2 separate regions of the Homo sapiens genome follow, and region 1 is linked to region 2. A link is a loop called in an ENCODE intact Hi-C map of the cell type or tissue named here. Cell type or tissue: testis. All regions are shown on one strand.

Region 1 (8,000 bases), 620 kb after region 2:
TGGGACAAGTCAATAACTGAGCAATAAATAAGCATCTCAAACATCCGTGGTCTTGGCCCTGGCTGCACATTAGAATCCCCAGGGGAGCTTTTAAAGCGTAACCCAGGCCCCCATGCACCTCTCAGAGGTCCTGATTTAATTAGTCTGGGGTGGGGCCCGGCCATCAGTATTTTTAAAAGCTCCCAGGAGGATCCTACAGGCAATCAAAGTGAAGAATCAGTGGCAGGCAGAGGCTCCAAGGACATTTCCGAGGCAGTCCAGTGCCAGGAAGAAAAGAAACAGGGTCTCAAGAGGGAGAATGTGAGCAGCAATCAGGGCAGCCTCCTTGAGGTGGTGACATTCAGCCCTGTGCAGATCTGGGGAAGAGCATTCCAAACACAGGGAACAGCATGTGCAAAGTGCACTGAGTGGGTTTCAGGAACAGAAAAGTGGGTGTTCCTGGAAATGCATGAGATGGGAGGTAGGGTAGGAGATGAGGCTGGAGAACGCAAGAGGGCAGAGTGAAGGAGGCTGGATTCCTTTAGGGTAGAAGGCAGACTCCCCCTGTAGGGGAGTGACAGGATCCATCACAGAGTATGTGGCTGCTGTATTGGACTGACTGACTGAGGCTGGACTCTAGAGGTGCTAGAATGGCCAAAGGAGGCCAGTGGGGAAGGCTCTGGTCCCATCCCAACAGGTGATGGTGGTAGCCAGGAGCACCTGCTGTGGGGAAGCCAGGAGACAGTGCCTCCCCAGACAGCTGCCTTCCCCCAACCCCAGGCTGGGTCAGAGACTGTCTTGTACCCATCCCTCCCAGCCCCTGGGCGAGCCTCGTCCCAGCCCAGAGCACAGTGAAACATAATTGCCTGGCTCTGTACTGGAATGGGGAGCGGTCTGAGTTCCGGATGACAGGTGGGTCTCATCCCTTGATGAGCTCACCCTCTCAGCCCCAACCCAAGGTCCATCTGTGTGTGGGAACCCCTCCCCACATTTGAGTCTCCCCAGCTCAACCTCCGACCCAGTACCCACCCACTGCCCACCCCCTGCCCACAGGGCATCAGTGCCTTTTGCGTCCACAGAGGGGAGTGAGATTAGCTGATGAGTTTAACGGACAAGCTCAGGGTCCGTTGCCTGGTTTCTAGATTCCACCTTAATTTCTTGCTTCTGAATATTTTTCAAATTCTATTTTAACTTTAAGAATATTCTTCCCATAAACAGACTCTTTACAAAAGTGGAAATGTATCTGGTTAACAAACATATGGGGAAAAGCTCAGCTTTGTGGGAATCAGAGAAAAAGACATTCAAGTGAGGAGATGCCGTTTTCACTTAATTTTCTCACAGCACATTGTTGCTGCTGTTGTTCAGGTTATGTGTCCATCACCTGAACCAGGATGGGTGAGAAGGGCCCCCTCGTTTGCTGCTGGTGGTGAGGGCAGCGCGTCTTTGAAGCAACGTGGTGCTACACCTCAAGCTCTTTACAAACACGCGTTCCTCGGACCTGTGTCCCAGCTTCTATGGAACATTCTAGATATTGAAGAAAACGACACACAAGGAACGATGCTCCCTGTGACATTAAATATGAGCCCTCAAATGGGCAGCGACCTAAATATCCACCCAAGGGGAAATGAAAAATGAATTATGACTTGTCTATAGGAGAGGATATTACACAGCCGTTCCAATGTTGACAAAAATGAATAACAACATGGAAACATAATTGTAACATAATAGTAATTGAAAAGACAAAAGAGAACAAGACATAACATGACACAGCAAATATGATGCCCAGTATTAAAAGGAGAAAAAGAAAAAAAAGGATGCAAACGACTCTGAAAACAACAAAACAATAAAATACCCTCTAGTTGCATTGATGGGAACGGGAATTAAGACATCTCTTCTGTTTGGTTTTGTGATGTTTTTTTCCCTATGTAGTCCATCCTTTTTATTCCTTATAATAAATTATGGGGGCTGGGCGCAGTGACTCACGCCTTTAATCCCAGCACTTTGGGAGGCCGAGGCAGCCGGATCACGAGGTCAGGAGTTCGAGACCATCCTGGCTAACACGGTGAAAACCTGTCTCTACTAAAAATACAAGAAATTAGCCGGGCGTGGTGGCAGGCGACTGTAGTCCCAGCTACTCGGGAGACTGAGGCAGGAGAATCACTTGAACCTAGGAGGTGGAGGTTGCATTGAGCCAAGATCATGCCACTGCACTCCAGCCTTGGCGATAAAGTAAGACTCTGCCTCAAAAAATAAATAAAATAAAAGGAAAGAAATTATGATGTTTTCCCCACCACTTAGCCCCTTTCCACACAGAGCATAGAGGTAAAAGGCTCAGTCTGGAGCTGAAAACTGGTTCCTGCATTCATCAGCCTTGTGACTTTGGACGAATTACTCCCTTCTCAGAGCCTCAGTTTTCTCATCTGTAAAATGGGCCTAATCAAGCCTTGAAAGGCCATGGTGGGGCAATTAGGGCAAAATCAAGGTATAAGGTTCTTCCTTGCTTCTAACCTGAGCATTGGTCAGCACATATCAAATGACTGGCAATGTTATGATCATTTTCACTAAAATTAGACATTTCTGATCAAAGGCCATTCCGTTTTGTGCATGGAAAAATACACAGCTTTCTTAAATATTTATAATGGCTCTGAATCTGGGCCACAGACTAATAAAAGTAAGCCATGCTCAAATCCATGTCTCTTCCACACTTGCCCCGGCACCCCTGCATACTTCCTGGCAGAGAAAAGGATCCCTCTTCTCCTGAAGTCCTTGGTCAACCACGTGATGTCTTAAAGAAGCCCCTATTGAATGGGGACCTGGGACTGAGAGACGGAGTATATATGTAGGACAAGGCAAAGCTGTCCTAGAAGTCAGAGATCTGCGTCAAGAGTCCGAGACCAATACCCTCAGTTTCCTGAGCTGTGAAATGGGCAGATTGGTCTAGATTGTTTTTTCCCAGCCTCTATTTCCTGGATGTGCATCTGATTCACCCAGCCCAAAATAATGCCCTCCTGAAAAAAATTAGTTTATTATTAAATGTGTTTGAGCATAAACATCCCCTCCAAGATTGTATTGTTATTGTTGTTCGGCTGCATAACTTTTTTTTTTTGAGACAGGGTCTCACTCTGTCACCTATGCTCTCAGCTCACTGGAACCACCACCTGCTAGACTCAAGGGATCCTCTCGCTTTAGCCTCCTGAGTTGCTGGGACTCCAGGCGGGCACAACCACTCTTGGCTAATATTTTTCACATTTATTTGTAGAGACAGGGTCTTCCTGTGTTGTCCAGGCTGGTCTCAAACTCCTGAGCTCAAGTGATCCTCCTGCCTCGGCCTCCCAAAGTGCTGGGATTACAGGCATGAGCCACTGCACCCAGCCACATAATAATATTTATCAACCTGTCAAGAAGACTTTGGGAAGACAAAGCACAGATTACACACATGTGTATTGAGCACCTGGTGTGTGTCAGGCAGAGTGCTGGGTGCTGAGGACATAGCGGGGAACAAGACCCATAAAAAAATCCCTGCTCTTGAAGAAGCAGGCAAAAATAAACAAAATTAACATCATAAATAAATTATAGAGTTTGATAGAAGGTGATACATTAAAAAAATGGCAAACGGGAAAATGCAGGGACAGGATTGCGATTTTCAACGTGGTCTGGAGGTGTGTCCCTGAGAAGGGGACATTTGAGCAGCAACTAGAAGGAGAAGAGGGAGGTGATTGTGCAGGTAACTGGAGAAAGAGTGTTTCAGGCAGGGGTTCTCAGTGCAAAGGCCCTGAGGTAGAAGTATGCCTGGCTTGTAAGAGACCAGGGGCACTGGAGCAGAGGGAGGGAGAAAGAATGAGGACAGAGAGGTGTCAGGGCCACAGCAAGAATGTTGGCTGACATCCTATGTGTTTTATACTGGAGATCTATACATTATGCTCCTCTTCCATCCACCCCCTTCCCACCACCACGTGTATCCGTGAAGCGCAGCCATGCCAAAGCTGAGATGGCCAGGAAGGCTTCCTTCTCTACACCCAAGCCCTTGATGGAGTCCCCACACCCTGCAGGACCTGTGTTCCTGTTCCCCGTTTACAGACGGGCAAATCCAGACTGGCCAAGCTGGAAGTCTCTTGCCGCAGCCTCAAATCCCGGACTCAAGGAGAAGGCACAGACTCCTATCTAAGTGGCTCCATTGCAAGGCCAGCCCATCGTCACCGGCCACCCCTCAGAGAGACACGGTCTCCGTGACAGGGAGCCGGATTGGGGGGAAGACAAGTAACTTCTCTCCTCTCACCTGCATCTCCTGGGGACGCTCAAAGCCATTTTAGGAAAAATTAAAGTGCTAGAGTGCTTTACTCAGTGGGAAGTCAACGTATGAGCCTCATTATCCCAAGAGGTGGTGCAGGCTAAAAATATACGTTGGTTCACTGAGGGTTTTCACTAAAAGCAGGGATGACGGATTCAGAGAGTGCTGTGAAGGAAAGCTGGGAGAGGGAACTGGCCTAGAAGGAGCAAGCCACAGAGGGCAGGTGGGCCACCTGTAACCCACACCCCTTTAGGAGCACTCAGGAGGCAGCCCAGGAGAGGGGATTAGCTGACTTTGGAGCCCCAGCTTCAATGCGCATGCCCTGGCCAAGGCTTCCCAGCTCTCTGACCTCAGGCTCGTCTGTGAAATAAGGTGAGCAGTAAGCCTCGCCTCATAGAACTGACATGACGATTAGATGAGGTAATGCATGGAACCAACAAGCACGGTGTCTCTTAGCAGTGCATGTGTTTGTTCTTGTTCAGCGTCTGTCTCCCACAGGGCTGGAATCCCTGAGGGCAGGGCTGGTGTCTATCCATCCATAGCCTGGCACATTGAAGACACTCAGAGCATATTTGTGGATCTACACATCAGCTTCCCGCCTGGCCACAGGTATCTATCTGGGTCCTGGGCCAACTTCTTCATCTTCCTCAGGGTACTACAGTGGTCCTAGCAAAACCACATCAGCCTGGGGGAACCAAGAGGCGGGTCTCTTTCTCTATCTGGCATCTCACGCAACCAGTTCTTTGAGGATGAAGCTCCAGCCAGCAGCAGCAAGAAGAAGAAAGACTCTCAAGCCCTCAAAATCTGAAAAATGACTCCCAGTCCAGACAGACCTCATTCTCTGCCACCTGCCCCCACAACCCAGAGTAGACAAGAAATACAGTTTGAGGAGGGGGGCCTTTGAAACCGACATTACCAACCCAGGTTTCGTTAATCTCCCATTCTAAAAATTGTTCATTTCAGTGGGGTGGAACTTTTTATTCCTACAATAAAAGAACAATGAAGAGGATAAAAACAACTGCAGACAAGGTGGCTTCACGTCTCAGTGCAGTGAGGCTGATGGATTATTTCCTCGGTGACAGGGACAGGAGGAACAGAATAGGAGCCACCTGTGTCACTTGTAATTTTGTAGAAACCGTGCTTTTAAAAAGTAAAAAGAAACCATGAAATTAGTCTCAATAATATGTTTTATTTAACCCAACTTAACAGAAATACCATCATTCCAATATGCAATCAATCAGTGTTAAAAATGTTGAATTCAGGGAGTTGACATTCATTCTTGGTACTGAGGCTTTGAAATCCAGTGTGTATTTTATAACACATCTCTATTCGGATACTATGGTTGAAAATGTGGATGCATGTGGATCAGTGATTCCAAACATACTTAAACGTTTCCCAATAACTGCATTTTAAAATTTAAATCACTAAAATTAAATGTAACCCATTTTCCATTTAGGAAAAAAGTGCAGCTTGCCGCCAGCACAGTGTTCTTGGGGCAAAGAAGAAATGGGTTAATTTAACATTCAGTTCCTCAGGTAGGTACCACCAGCCAGATGCCACGTGCTCATTGGCCACATATGACAAGGGGTTACCCAAGAGGACTCTCAGGGGCAGGGAAGCTCCCACCCCACCCCCCACCCCCCACCCTACCCCTGAATCCTGCTTTCCCTATCTTTTAGTGTCTCCTGCCCCAACTCCCCAAAAGGCCACAGTCCAGGAGAGGTTTGTAGCACTAGACAGCCTCTGGCAGGAGAGGGTCAGGCTCCCTACCCACCCAGGAAAGCTCTCTTTTTCCAGGCCCTTCCACGGTGAGCCTGTACAGGCATGCACACAAGCACACACACACGCTCACAGGCAACACGAGTGCACGTGCATAAACACACACACACCCCGCCTCTCCCTGAGCTCAGTATAGAAAAAAAAAATGTATGAGAAAGCAGGCCCACGTGCAGAAGACCAGGAGCATTTAGAGAGTCTCTCTGTGGGGTGGAGAATGCAGCCCCTTCCCCCAAGGCAAGCCCCTTCTTCCTACCAGACAACCCCTTCACCTGGCTTCCTCTCTTCCCCCCTCTGAGTTCTGTCGCTTGACATGGCTGTCTTGAGCACTGCCCCACGCTCCCGCCACCTCAGGAGGTGGAAAATAGTGCTTTGTTGGCCAGGGGGGCAGAGGAACCCATAAGAGAAAGAAGGAGAAAGGGTGGAAGGAGACAGACAGACACAGACAGAGAGGCAGAGAAACAGAAAAAGGCCAAGACACTGGTGACCAACTTGCCACAGGGACCGAAAGGGTCTCATGGGATGTGGGACTTTCAGTGCTAAAATTGGGGAAGTCCCCTGATCAGCTCACCAAGAACCACAGACAGCAAGAAGTGATGCTTGCCTGGATGCGAGGGAGAGAGGCAGGGAGGGGGTCACAAAGGGGCTGGCAGGTGCCTCCCTCCAGGCCATGCTTATGGATGGCGTTGCCTCTGAGACCTGGGGCTCCAATCCCATAGGCCTCAATGAAGCTCAAAGAACCACCCCCCCCACCACACACACAAAATGCTCTTGTACATGACATTCCTCTCTGAACAGAGACAGGAAGGGAATACCTGTCCCTCCCTAGTGCTACCTCCCCTCACCCCACCAAGTGCTTTCAGCAAAGGAAACCACAGAGGTTTCTCCCTGCCCCTTCAGGGAGCACAGAGACCTGTTCTCCACATCCACCCGCCCTCTGCCCTCTCCCATCTGGGCCTCTCTCTCACACCCCTTCCCAGGTAGTCTTGAGGCTCCCCCTTTGAGTTTGCAGAATCCCAAACCCCAGATGGAATCAGAAGCATCAGTGGAATGGTGTGATCATCTCCCTGCATGAACCTGTGTGGTCTTCGGCAGGTGACTTGGCCTCTCTGAGCCTTCATTTCCCATCACAGTGGGGGTATAGCAGAGCTCATGGCATCACACCTACGCCATCATTCTATTCAATCCTCATTAGTATCATCCCCATTGTAGAGATGAATGGGCTCAGAGAGAACAGGTGGTGTGCCCCAGTCACACACCTCAAACTTGGCAGAGGCAGGATTTAAACGCAGGTCCACCTGGATCCCAAGCTGTAGCTTCCAGGCATGATTCTACAGGGTGACCTCCATGAGAGGCTGCTCTAACCTCCAGCAATAATTCTAAATTCCAGGATGCCTTCGGTGAGAGTCTCTGACTATAGGATCGTGGCTTCCTTTCAGACTCCGCCAACCCTAAGCCATCTATTCCAAACTCAAGCTCTTAACCACAGACCGCGCCCTCCCCTAATGAAGTCACTCGCTAGGTACCTGACCCCTCCACACTCCCAGGTCTCCCCAGCTCAGGCTGCGGTGCTCTTCATCTTCCACCGGTTCAGCTGTCACCAAATCTCCTAGGCTGAAATATCCCCAGGTCTAGATGCCTGGTGATTTTTTTTTCCCTTTTTTCCCTTTGCTTTAAAATGTTAACCACGAATGGATTTATTTCAAACCAAATCACCTTTCCCCGTTTCCTGGGGAAAGTGTGACAGTTTGCAAAGCCTGTAATTCTTCTCTCCCGAGTTAAGATTTGCTCGAGAGAAATGGTTTTCCCCCAAGTCGCACAAAGAGTGCACAGAAGAAAGGAGGGGGCATTAAAAAGAAAAGAAAAGAAAAGAAAAGAAAAAGCATTTGTCAGATTTGGAGTGCAGGCAGTGTGTGTGTGTGTGTGTGTGTGTGTGTGTGTGTGTGTGTGTTTCCAG
Region 2 (8,000 bases):
GATGCTCCTTTGCTATGTTTCTGGCTTGCAAGGGGCACCCCGGGATGTTCCTAGAAAGGAAGGTGGCATGATGGTGACAGCCTTGATGCCAGGAGAGGAGCTAGCAACTGAACCACAGAGACATTCCCAGCAGTCAACAGGAGCCACAGATTGATGAGCTAAAGAGTTGTGCAAACAGTGTTTGTTTGTTTTGTTTGGAGAGGGAAGTCCGTGTGTTTAGAGCTCAGCTTGTCTCCCTCCCTCATGTTACAGGGGAAGAATCGGAGGTTCCGAGTGGGGAGTGACTCTCGCAAGGCCACGTGGCCAGCCACGGCCAAGAGCGACACCAGAAGGTGATAGTTCTACTTGCTTCTGAGTCCTTAGAGCGCATAGCCTAGTCTGCAGTTACAAACATGCTTGTTCAAAACACAACAGCCGTTGCTGATGACAATAGAAGTCGTTTGCCTGGTTTCGTTCATCTGCATCTCTAGGGGTTAGTAAATTTGCAGCCAATTTTCAAGGATTTCAAATTGAATTTCTAGGTAGCTTCTACTGAAACGTGGAGAAGTGATTCCTGGTTCCCATGTTTATCCTGTAAAGGGCTGGGCGGAATATTCATTCATCTGCTGAGTGTTTACTGACCATGAATTTTTTGTTGGGCCCCGAGATGAGGAGCTTTAAAAAAGACAGCCTCTCTTGGAATCCAAAAATGCTGTTGCTGCTTCAGCCTCATAAAGTTCAGTGTGCAGTGGGAAAGAGAAGCTGACAAATGGATTGTCAGAATCCAGGTTGCAGAGTGGAGAGGGCTTGGTTAATGGGTCCAAACATGCAGTTAAATAGAAAAAATAAGTTCTAGTGTTCGATAGCACAGTAGGGGGACTAGTCTTAACAATAACTTATTGTATATTTCAAAATAGCTGGAAGAGAAGGTTGAAATGCTCCCAACACTAATGCTCCTAACAAGAAATGATAAATGGTGGAGGCGATGGATACCCCAATATCCCAATTACTCTGATTTGATCATTATACATTGTAGGCATACATCAGACTATCACTTGTGCCCCATAAATATGTACTATTATTATGAGTCGATAAAAAAGAATCCAAGTAGCATGGTTGGAGCATGCCAGGAAGGCTGTGGGGGTCTCAAGGAAGTGTCTGACCTGCCTGGAGGTCAGGGATGGCTTCGTGAAAGAGATGATGCCTCAGCTGAGTCTTGAAAGACAAGATGGAATTCCCCACACGGGAGAGAGGAGCGGATGGCTGGGAAAAGCTGTTAAATGGAAAGCCATTAAATGTCCCTGGCCATGAGGCTGGAAGCAGGGGGAGTAGACAGGGAGAGATTAGCAAAGCCTTGATGTCATGGGAAGGATCTTGAGCTTTATCTAGAAGGTAACAGGTAGCTACAGAAGAGTTTAGAGCAGAAGAGTGACGTAACATTTGCCTTTTTTGAGGGATCCCTCTGCCTACCATGAGGGGAAGAACTGGGAGCAGAGGCAGAGGCCAGTGAGGAGATGGCTGCAATTGTACAAGTGGGATACCTTTAATATTAATAATTATTACAATATATCATGGTGTACCAGACACTGTTCTAAGAATCTTACATGTTCTAGTTCCTTCATCCCCACGTGTTAAAGTGCATATAAAACTCTTAACTTGGGGCCTGGCATAGGGTAAGTATCCAACAAATTATCCACACAGTATTAGCAATCTACATGAACTGTTCGTCCCATTTTGCAGATGAGGATTGGGGTTCACAGTGTTTGAGTAACTTACCGTATTGAAGGCTGTGATGCACAGCCTAGACTCATCTAATGGAAGAAAGGATTTTTTTTCTCTCTCTTTCTTTCTTTTTAGAGACAGGGTCTTGTTCTGTCACCCAGACTGAAGTGCAGTAGTGCAATCATAGCTCATCGCAGCCTTGAACTCCTGGCTTCAAGTGATCCTCCTGCTTCAGCCTCCCAAGTAGGTAGGGCTGCAGTGTGAGCCACTGCGCCTGGCTGGAAGGATTTATTTATAACTGCTGAGAGAATTGCCCTCTTCAGGGCTGCCCCAGCGCAGGAAAACTGCATCACCCAAGTTCACTCCCTTCTGGGGTCAACCCATATCCAATGACTGATAGATGCAAGAGGATAAAGGCCTGACCTCCTTATCCCAACTTGAGACAGCTCCAAAGGGCCAACCAGTTTCAGAGCGCCCCATAGGATTGGCTGAGACCTTTGTTGAACCTTCACCATGGCTCAACTTCTCCCTGTTCCCAACTCTGCTTCTTTTTCCTCTTCTCCAAAGGTGTTGATCCAAGAACACTTCCTACTAAACATGCTGCCCGCTAAACTCTGCCCCAGCATCTGCTTCCCAGGAACCAGTCTGTGACACTTTCCCAAGGTAGTACAGCCAGTAATCAGCAGAGCCAGGAAACAAACCTTGACTTTTTTAGAGACAGGGTCTCACTCTGTTGCCCAGTCTGGAATAATGTGGTGGTGTGATCAAAGCTCACTGCAATCTCAAACTCCTGGGCTCAAGTGATTCTCCCACCTCAGCATCCCAAGTAACTGAGACTACAGGCATGCACCACCATGCCTGGCTAATTCTAAATTTTGTTTTTGTAGAGACAGGGTCTCACTATGTTACTCAGGCTGGTCTTGAACTCCAGGCTGTAAGTGCTCCTCCCGCTTTGACCTCCCCAAACCTCCACTCATTTGATTGCAAAATCTCCATTCTGCCTTCATGCCACTCTATGTTTACCAAGTCTGTTGACTTTCTGAACTTTGGTTCCCTTGTTTGTAAAGTGAGAGTGTATCAGTCAGCTTAGTCCAGGTTATGCTGAGGTAACAAACATCTCCAAAATTATCTATGGCTTCCAAAGATAGTGAGAGGTGAAGCTGGCTGGGCTTCTGGGTCAGGTGGGGACTTGGAGAACTTTTCTGTCTAGCTAAAGGATTGTAAATGCACCAGTCAGCACTCTGTGTCTAGCTAAAGGTTTGTAAACACACCAATCAGCGCTCTGTCAAAAGTGACCAATCAGCACTCTGTAAACGGACCAATCAGCATTCTGTAAAATGGACCAATCAGCAGGATGTGGGTGGGGCCAAATAAGGGAATAAAAGCAGGCCACCCGAGCCCGCACCGGCAACCAGCTTGGGTCCCCTCCGACGGTGTGGAAGCTTTGTTCCTTGGCTCCTCACAGAAAATTCTGCTGCTGCACACCTGGGGGTTGGCACTACCTTCATGAGCTGTAACACTCGCCACGAAGGTCTGCGGCTTCACTCCTGAAGCCACTGAGACCACGAGCCCACCTGGAGGAACCAGCAACTCCAGAAGAGCCGCCTTTATGAACTGTAACTCTTACCACGAGGGTTTGCGGCTTCATTCTTGAAGTCAGCGAGACCAAGAACCCACCGGAAGGAACGAATTCCGGACACAAGAGGGTGACCAAAACTTGTTTTGGTTTGCCCAGGACTTTCTTAGGTTTAGCACTAGAATCCTGCATTCCAGGAAATCTCTCAGTCTCAGGCACCCCAAAACAATTTACTTGGGACTGTCAGTTTTAGAACTGAAAGTCATGCATCTCAGGAACCCCCGCAGACCTTCAAAAACCAGGAAGGTTAGTCACCCTATAAAAAGCAAAGGTTTATTTTTCATTCAAGTTACATGTTCATCACTCACACTTTTATCATTACGTGATGAAAAGTGGCTGATGCTTTGCTTAAAATACTTTTTACCCATAACTCAGGTCAGTGGACATTGCTAGTCCGAAGGCAGTTGAGAAAAGAGATTCAGAGAAGCATGCACGATCTCTTGCAGATTCTACCCAGAAGTGACACAAGTCACCCCTGCTCTGATTTCACTGGCTAGAACAGATCACATGACCAAGCTGCGAGGAATGGGGCAGGATATTTGCTGGGGATGGGCGGGTACGGGGGATATTCAGGGAGGGAATCTGGGGTACTTGGACGCTGCTTGGAGGAAGCATTCTAAAACATCTTGGGTGGCAGCTAAATGCTTCTTTTCGGAGCGCCCTGCATTTTGCAATGCTCTGCCATGCTAATGATTTGAAACGGTGGCTAATCTGACAAGCCAATTGGAGTCCCCGTGATTGCATTTGACTCTCTGACTAATGACAAGAGATGAACTCTCTTTTCTTAGTGCAACTTACGGTTGGATAGACTTGGGCCATCGCCCGGTCCCAATGTTCAAAATGTTGCCTTGTAAATTGTCTAATAAAGTAATAAAGAAAGGGACTTGCTAAATGATTTGTCTTTTAACCGTTGTAATGGGATTTTTTTTGGGTAACATTGTTTTATGTTAGAATGCAAAAATTATCACACGTAATTAGAATCATTTCAATTCAAGTCTCTGCCAGGCCTCTGACATATACTGCGACTTGTGCCACGTCGAGCAAGTCAGCTCGTAAAACCTAATCAACTACAATTTAAAAATGCAGTCAGATTTGGAGTGGTGCGGCAGAGACGAGTAGGGAAGGCTGCCCAAGCTGGCTTTGCCTTGGAGAGTGAAGAAAGAAAGAGGGAAGAAGGGGAAAGAAGGCAAGAAGACAAAAGCCACCAGTGTGTCTATTCAGCTTCATTAGGGGACCGATGGGAGGCAGGTGGTTGCTTTCTGCTGGGGTGGCCTCGGACCCGACTGGCCTTGGGTCAACCTTGATGCTCTTAATTATCCCCCCTTCAGCACCTCTCAGATCTGACATTTGTGTCACCGGGTTTCATTTCCTTCAGGCCGACCAGGTCTGTGTGTCTGCTTAATATTTAATCGTAATCATGCAGACACATGTATGTATCATTTATCTCCAAAAGCTGTAGTATAAATGTTTAACCAGAAAAGCACACGGCAACTCATGTCATCTCACAGACAAGCTTTTGCAGGGTGCAAGGACAGGCAGGCTGCCTCCTTCTGGGATAAGGGTATTTATTGAGAAATATGTCCCTGATTCCCAAAATGTCCAGGTCAGGCCTTGGAGGGTGGGAGAGGGGGTTACCAAGCTGTCGCTTTGTTCCATGGGCTTGAATGAGAAGCTGCTTTCTTCGACCAGAGCTCCAAGTTGGAGAATGAAGATGACCTCCTGCTAGGTGTTGGTGGGAGCCCAGGCCCTGTAATTGTCCCATGATATCCCCGTGCACTGATGACAACCCAATTGTCCTCACTGTGGCCTAGAATTTAGTTCTCTGCAGGAGGGGCTGTCTGCCCAGGCTGGGATGTGTGGGCGGCATCGGAAGATCACGTTGGAACAAGTGACGTGTGGTGGAATGATGACACCGTAAGGAGGAAGTGATGCCATCAGGGAATGGTAGTATGGCTCATGAATATTCTGGGCACTTGTACCCACAGCCAGAGCCGGGCCCGGCTCCTGATTCATCAATATTACGAATCGGCACGGTGGTGAGCAGGCTGTCAGCAACTTTAATTTTTGCTTCAAGTCCAAGGAATTACAATGGAAGTATTTCCCAGGGACTCCCAGCGAGAACGTGGGGGCAGTGCCTTCTGCAGTCAGAGGGGGTGGAACTGGATCTTGGGAGCTCTGCGTTCAAGACCCAGGTGCCCCACACTCAAGTGCGGGGTATCCTTAGGCAAGGCCTGACCCTCCCAGGGAGAGCAAGAGCATGTGAGCACCTAGGATGTGCCGGAAACCACATTGCAGCAATTCTGCAGAGGAGAGATATTGGCCCCATTGCACAGGTGAGGAAGACCGAGGCTCAGAGCAGGGTGGGTTGTCTAGCAAAAGGGTGATGGTGCTGAGGCTGGAGCCCCGTTTGAGTTTGCAGGCATTGGTTTCCTTACCTGCCAAGTGCATGTGATGATGGCTGCCTTGGGGGTTGTTAGGAGGACAAAATGAGGGACTGAGCTTGTGGGTGCTTTGGAGGTTATCTTGAGTCCTTGGGGGAAGGGCATTCAGAATCTTGCTATCAGCATTGCTCACATCAGCTCAGCCTGCTGAGGGCTGCAGAGACTTTTTTCCATTATGTGTCATTTCATCTTCTTAATGGCAGGGTGAGGTAGGTGTGAGCATGAACATGAGGTCCATGCTATAGGAGAGGAGAGTGAAGCTTGAGAAGCAGAATGCCTTGCCCTTCCAAGGCTCCTCAGTGTAGAAGTGGCAAGGTATCATTTGAAGGTCATGGTTGAATGTGTTTAGCAAAGTAAGGAGGGTAGGTGCTAGGTACCCATTTTGCAGATTAGAAATGGGAAGTCACAGGTGGAAAGTCAAAGGACTTGCCTCTGCAGAAATTAAGATTTCTTCCATCATTCTCAGCAAACTATCGCAAGGACAAAAAACCAAACACTGCATGTTCTCACTCATAGGTGGGAATTGAACAATGAGAACACATGGACACAGGAAGGAGAACATCACACACCGGGGCCTGTTGTGGGGTGGGGGGAGGGGGAAGGGATAGCATTAGGAGATATACCTAATGCTAAATGACGAGTAAATGGGTGCAGCACACCAACATGGCACATGTATACATATGTAACAAACCTGCACGTTGTGCACATGTACCCTAAAACTTAGAGTATAATAATAAAAAAAGTACAAAAAAAAAGAAATTAAGGTTTCTTTAAAAGGGGGGAGGGAAAGATGACCCCCTTATCTCAGTCTTTCCCTCTTTATCTCTATTATTTAAACTAAAAATAAAGTGGGAATAATCCTCCCTTTTCCCCTCTTATCCTTCCTCCCTGCCTTTGATGCTTTTACGAGTCAAGTGCAGAATTAGCAACAAAGGCAGACTCATGCCCACTGAGGGTAAGGGAGAGAGTCTGGTCATAAGTGGAACATTCATTAAGCTCCTACCATATGCCAGGCTGTGTAGGGAGCAGACAGGGGTGTTGACATTTGTATCAAGGAATTCATCGTCTTGAGATTTCAGGGTGTTGTTACCCAGAGCAACCTTGAAAATGTCTCTCTTACTTGACAGAGAGGAAAATTCCAACCCAGAAGGGTTACACAATTTCCTCACAGCCTCCAAACCACTATCTGTCATACAAAAACAAAACAAAACAAAAAAAACAGTAGTGCAGTAATGAAGTGAGTAGACTCAGAAATGGGATTGGCAGGACTAAATCTGGGCTATTACCGCTTATTAGCTGTGTGACACTAGGCTAGTTGCTTTACTTCTCTGGGCATCAGCGCTTTCCAGTAGCAACTGGGGCTAATTGTTGTCAGCAACGGGAGTTTCCAGCAGCAACTGGGAGTAAGTTTTGTTAGCAATGGGAAGGTGATTCTGGAATGCCTAATTCTGATCTGCCATTTATCTCCCCATCCCTGCAGGGTTTGGGGCTGACAAAGGTTCGATGCCTGACAAATAACAATCAAATGAGGAAGAAAGTATTCTTTATTCTTCAGCTCCAGGTTCAAGTGAGGTTTCTGATTTCCCAGTGTAAATATAAATCTTGGGACCTGTGTGCTCAGGATTGCCTGTAGGGAGAGAAGGATGGCCAGATCCTGCGAGGGGTCCTAAATGCGTGTACCCTACCAGGTATATCAAGCAAATAAAGACCAGTGGGGATGGCCAGAGATTCCCCAGGGATAAAACTCTGCTTAGAGAGAATCAGGCAAGAGGGTGCCGATTTTGTGGTACAGTAACCCTGTGCATAACTGAAATGTGGCACAATATGTATTTTATATATATATTTTATAGTGACCAAATAAGGATCTCAGTTTATTTTTCTCTGGTTGAGGGCTGGAAAAAATGGTTACTAGAAAGGGCAGAAGAGTCGGGGAGAGGTACGAAATTCCTTTCTAAGGTCTTTCTTAAAGGGTCGTCTTGCCCAGGCGCGGTGGCTTACGCTTGTAATCCCATCACTTTTGGAGGCCAAGGTGGATGGCTCACCTGAGGTCAGGAGTTCAAGACCAGTCTGGCCAACATGGTGAAACCCTGTCTCTACTAAAAACACAAAAGATTAGCCGGGCATGGTGGCAGACGCCTATTATCCCAGCTACTTGGGAGGCTGAGGCAGGAGAATCACTTGAACCCAGGAGGCGGATGCTGCAGTGAGCTGAGATCGCGCAA

The links. Hi-C counts contacts between places; a loop is a spot of excess contacts. Peaks named below come from ENCODE experiments on the same cell type or tissue, not always from the same donor. Only the 100,000 strongest peaks of a DNase experiment are listed, where the experiment ranks them.
Region 1: a loop joins it to region 2, with 2.3 times the contacts of the local background. A loop is called at or near these places in 3 of 110 quality-filtered maps.

Annotation. Positions count from the first base shown.
Region 1 is chr22:27,381,695-27,389,694 of GRCh38, forward strand. No RefSeq gene overlaps it. Among named protein-coding and RNA genes, the nearest start is that of LINC02554, 75 kb to the left of the region's middle. In testis, no CTCF peak of the experiment used is centred here; no DNase peak of the experiment used is centred here.
Region 2 is chr22:26,763,922-26,771,921 of GRCh38, forward strand. All of the region lies in intron 2 of MIATNB (MIAT neighbor), which reads left to right. Among named protein-coding and RNA genes, the nearest start is that of MIATNB, 95 kb to the left of the region's middle. In testis, no CTCF peak of the experiment used is centred here; DNase peaks (open chromatin) are centred at 290 and 3,070.